2 separate regions of the Homo sapiens genome follow, and region 2 is linked to region 1. Evidence: read pairs that join two places in POLR2A ChIA-PET (ENCODE). Cell type or tissue: OCI-LY7. All regions are shown on one strand.

What was found. ChIA-PET counts read pairs that join two places held together with the same protein. Peaks named below come from ENCODE experiments on the same cell type or tissue, not always from the same donor. Only the 100,000 strongest peaks of a DNase experiment are listed, where the experiment ranks them.
Region 2: POLR2A ChIA-PET joins it to region 1 with 7 read pairs; 1 of 35 experiments calls an interaction of 5 or more read pairs at or near these places.

What each region holds. Positions count from the first base shown.
Region 1 is chr14:22,390,893-22,393,392 of GRCh38, reverse strand. All of the region lies in intron 2 of TRD-AS1 (TRD antisense RNA 1), which reads left to right. It also overlaps TRA. Among named protein-coding and RNA genes, the nearest start is that of TRD-AS1, 91 kb to the left of the region's middle. In OCI-LY7, CTCF peaks have their summits at 1,145 and 1,350 (motif pointing left); a DNase peak (open chromatin) is centred at 1,322; H3K4me3 peaks cover 782 bases; H3K27ac peaks cover 1,650 bases.
Region 2 is chr14:22,892,361-22,894,860 of GRCh38, reverse strand. RBM23 (RNA binding motif protein 23) reads left to right here. Exons shown (of 14, transcript NM_001077351.2): 14 at 1-1,657. Among named protein-coding and RNA genes, the nearest start is that of REM2, 10 kb to the right of the region's middle. In OCI-LY7, no CTCF peak of the experiment used is centred here; a DNase peak (open chromatin) is centred at 950; H3K4me3 peaks cover 619 bases; H3K27ac peaks cover 1,706 bases.

The DNA.
Region 1 (2,500 bases):
TGTTGATGTCACACACATAGTGTTAGAAGATCTAATAAGACAGTTGAGCACCAGGTTTGCTTTGTCGGGGTCATGAAGGTCGGGCCCCGTCTGAGAAGGTGGAGGGGCAGGTAGAGCGCTTCCCTGGAGGAAATGTTTTTTCTCACTGTCAATCATCCCAGGGCAGGAAAAGAACTAGTCTTGGACTGAGAAGAAAAAATCTCCTCTGCTCTCTGCACTTGGAGATATGGAGATGCCTGCAGACTTCTACCGGGCGCCTTGAGCTGGTCTTTGCTATGCGTAAGCCTGCCTGGAGGTAGAAAGAGTCTCAAGTTGGGTTTTGGGTCTCAAAATGTGCTCTTCTTTCTTCCTCAAACATTTAGCAGTGCTTTGAATGATTAAGAGAGTAGACCATGTCCACCTGACATGGGATCCATTGTGGTGAAGGTAGAGGGGAGAGCAGCCTGGAGAAAAGTCTCACAAGATGATGAAAGATGGCCTGAAGAAGAGCTCTGGCTCCATGGAACTGTCAAGCCCCGTGGGGACCCACTGTGGCACATGAAATGCCCACAAATCACTTGGGGACATCACGGATACTCAATATTCCACATGATGAGCCCGCAGGTTCTTGTAAATTGAATATTAATGAAATAGTGTCTGTATTTTGTAATCCACAGGCTGGTGAGGTCTGAGGACACATGGATGACACAATGAAGGACTTCCTAAAAATAAGAGACCTGAAACTCTTGAAGTGGTGTTTGAAATAACATTTGTACAATGACAACCACTGATTTAATTAACCACCTGACCATCCTTAGTTGTCTTTAAGACTAAGAATGCTCAGCAACTGATTAATGATTTAAACTTTGGGTGTCATAAGAGCTAGAAAACAACAACAAATCTGAAAATGGCCAGTTCCATTTTATACATATGTATCCATACACGCATTCATCCATTTATTCATCCAGCAAGTATTTGTTGCCAAACACTGTGCTTGCTACAGGAATGCAGACCTTACTAAGACATTACCCTCCAGGGGCTTACATCTGAGTGAGTGAAGACAGGTAGGAATCTGCATCCCCTAGTCAGAGACACAGATTGTTTCTGGTTAATGACACAGTTAGGCAAGCACCCCGCTCAGTTTCTTTCCCAGGGGATTGTGTCACCCATGAAACCAGATGTGCTTTTCCGTGAGCTACCTTTTATTCCTATGATCCCGTGTGGGGGAGATGCTGTAATAGACCTAGCTGTTCTGCTAGCCTATGGGCGCTCCACTGGTCCTTGGTTTTGGCTTCCAACCAGAGGCTGCTTCCTGAAATGACAGGCAAGGTTGAGACAAAGATGGAGCGGAGCACCTAGAGTGCTTTGGCTGGTCCAGCATTGCCCTCCAGTGTTCAAATGCAGGAAAGTGGGAAACAATGAATTCTTAGCATGAAGTCCTGAGATGGCTGTCTGTGGATTAATGAGGGGGTTCCGGGTGGCTCCCCCAGATGAGGGGTGGGAAAACAGAAATTGGGAGCCAGAGTTGAGAAATAAAAGTGAGGATTAAGATTCATTAATGACAGGGCACCTTGAGAGATAGGCATAGAGAGAAATAGAAACAAAGACCCTGTCAGTTTCCTAACTTGGATTTTGTCAGGAGAAACAGCAATTGTCCAGCAAGATGACCAGGCTCCCCTGGAGATTAGAAAGCATGGTGGTGGCAGTGGAGGACTGGTTGCCTAGAGCTGTATATCCAGTCTTCTCAGTCCACCCTTTTCAAGGTTCTAGGGAGACTTTGATCTAGAATTATTACCTCCAGGTTCAGGGGCAGTCCAGGAAAGAGCACAAATCTCCTGAAATAAAATTGGAGGGAAACATTTGTGCATAACAAACCTTTTTCATTAGATTTGCAAAGAGATCTAGGTCATAAGAAGGTAAGTCTGCATTTTTCCTGGGACTTAAATGTTTTCAGTCTCCTGTCTTACATCTAGGTAGTTCATTAACTCAGCCTTGGAGGGAGGTTTTCTTAACCTCAGGGAGTTCCCCCAGTTGGGTCAATGTCACTGAGATGTCCAGCACAGCAGGACGCTGTCTTGCCTCCCAGATCATGGATCTATATGAGTCAAGGCTGAAGTAGCCTTGGCAGCCAATCTGCTCTTGGCAAAACCTGAAACTAGTACAATGTTTGCGTCTTTCGTTTTGTTTCACCTTTGCACACCTAGATCACCTAGATCACCACTTATCTTATGGTGTCATGGAAACAATGGAGCTTCAGCCCCACCCCAAATCTTCCCCTGCTTTATTTCTTCTAGTTGACCTATGACTTGACTTACTGAACCTTCATCAAGCTTGAAATCCTCTCTGTTCCTGCCCCTGTTGCTCTCCTACCTTGTTCCTCTGCAAAGATAGAGAAATGAGTCAGAGAAACTTCCTGATCACGTTAAAAAACAAATAAAATACCTGATGACTAGTTCAGGAGCTGGGTAACTACAGCATAATGTATAAAAGGTTGAATTGCTCACATAATTGTCTGTAAAGT
Region 2 (2,500 bases), 500 kb before region 1:
TCACTGTTTTAGCCAGGATGGTTTCGATCTCCTGACCTAGTGATCCGCTCGCCTCGGCCTCCCAGAGTGCTGGGATTACAGGCGTGAGCCACTGCGCCCGGCTGGGCCTTATTTATGTATTTTTCTGAGACAGAGTCTCATGCTATCACCCAGGCTGGAGTGCAGTGGCATGATCTCTGCTCACTGCGATCTCTGCTCACTTCAACCTCTGCTTCCCGGGTTCAAGTGATTCTCCCACCTCAGCCTCCCGAGTAGCTGGAATTACAGGCACCCACCACCATGCCTGGCTAATTTTTGTAATTTTTTTTAGTAGAAATAGGGTTTCACCATGTTGGCCAGGCTGGTCTCTCTCTTGACCTCAAGTGATCCACCCACCTCGGCCTCCCAAAGTGCTGGGATTACAGGCGTGAGCCAATTGCCCGACCTGAGTAAGTATTTTAAATCAGCACAGGTCCTCTGCTTAAAGTCAAGTTGTAATTTGAACACAAAAATGGAAAATCATGCAGTAAAATACCATCGTGGAGCTTCAATTGCCAATCTGTCCCCCAACCTTCCATCAGATGACAAAACCCAAAAAAGTGTTACCCGTGAGTCCTATGGAAGGCACGTTGGACTTTGTAGACCATAACTTAAATTTTTATCTCCAAATGGTGCTGTGCTTTGAGAGTTTAGCAAGCTGCTTTGATGCCTAAATAAAGGGCCAGGACATAGGTTGCAAAAGGCATTACTACTTCCACCGCTTCTCTGTATAATGCTTGAGAAATTACAAAGATCTTTGCTCTTTTATTTAGTCCTCATGACTTCGCTATAAGGTAGGTATTCTTCATTTTAGAGTTGGGATAGCATAGCTGAGTTCAGCAAACCAGACAGGTTAAGAGTGACTTCATCCACAGACCCCCATCCAGGAAACATCCTGAGCACTAATTGAAAAGCATTCAAGGGCTTACTGAATTTGCATTCACATCTGGAGTTTTCAAGGCCACTAAGCTGTGGAAACTTGACATCAATATTCAAATAGATGAAAAGGGACCTTAAGCATATCCATCAGGGAGTCACCGAGATGATAAAGGCCTGAGAAGCAGTATGCTCTTGTCCGGCATTTGTGTCCTTTGACGACTGCACCATCCACCCAAATTTTGCTGCCTTCTTTATAGGAAGGGCCTTTTCCTCATGTGGTGGGCTGCCCACTGTTTCTTCTCTGTGCATTTGCTCATGTAGTTTGACCACAAGGAATGCTTTTCCTTCTTTCTCTCAACTATCTATAGCCTACATATCCTTTAAGGCCCAGTTTCTAAAATATGTCTTCCAAATTTACTGTTTCTTCCATTCAGAATTCCTGGAGCACATGAGGTAGCCCCCAGTTAGATAGAATGTGGTATTGTTTGCTGCTATTTTGCCTGTTTTGTGCTGTATCACCTCATCCATCTCCCCAGCTTAATTGCAAGCTATTTGACGGGCAGAAATTGTGTCTTATTTGTATTTGTTTTCCCCATTGGGCCCGGCACACTGATTGGCATATTGCAGATGTTTAGTACTTGAGAGAAACAAAATGTCTTCTAGCATTTGTGGATGAAAGATTAAAATGTCCAGGAAAATTTACTTAGATTGATGTGGATTGAAACTATATTAGATTAATAAAAAGATGTGTGTGTGTGAACTTCCTGGGAGTGAGGGTTTAACCCAGAGGACTTCCACGTATGACCCCGGCAGTCTTTCAGAAGAGAAGAGCCCCTGTTCCAGTCTCTCTAGAGGGCTCAGATGCAGCACGGCCTAAAAGCTCATCTGTAGGCAGAGGCCCAGAGTGGAAAAATTTCCAGATGCAGGACTCCCCCGTTCCTCTGACCCTCAGGGGAGAGCACACAAAGTCTATGCTCTGGGCCAATGAGGCGGTCTTGTGGGCAAAGGGGAGTGGGAGTAGCAGGGGCTGGGCAGGGGCTGGTAAGGGAACACGGACTCCAAGACAAAATTGCAGTGGTTAAGAGATGCATGAGGACAGAAAGGACCTTACCTGGCATGGCAGCTCAGGTCCCAGTGCCCTCTGCTGACCTCTCACCCCAGCCAAGATCAATGGCTCTACTTTGCCTTGAGAGAGAAAGAGAGAATGGCCTGGCTCTCAGAGAAGGCCTCACCTCTCCCAAGTCTGGCGGGAGCCTGGCTTCAGCTTCCGTCTGTTCTGAGCTATTCCCTGTAGGCGTCTGGAGGGAACACACAGATGGGTCGGGCTGATGGGACTGGCTGAGTTGGGGGAGGGAGGCTCATGGTGTGTGGCTCCCCTCGTGGGGGAGGTCTTGCCATCATGGTCTTCCATACACGAAAGACATGTTTTAAGCTTCTGCCACGTAAAAGGCACTGGGCCTTTCTTGTTCCTCATCCTCCTCTCTGGCCACATCTGACCATTGGTGATACTCTCCTAGAAACCCCTCCTCTGGCAGCAGTCACAACAGGCTCAATCCTAGTTCTCCCACTACCTCTTTGGCAGCTGCTTCTCCACCTTCTCCAT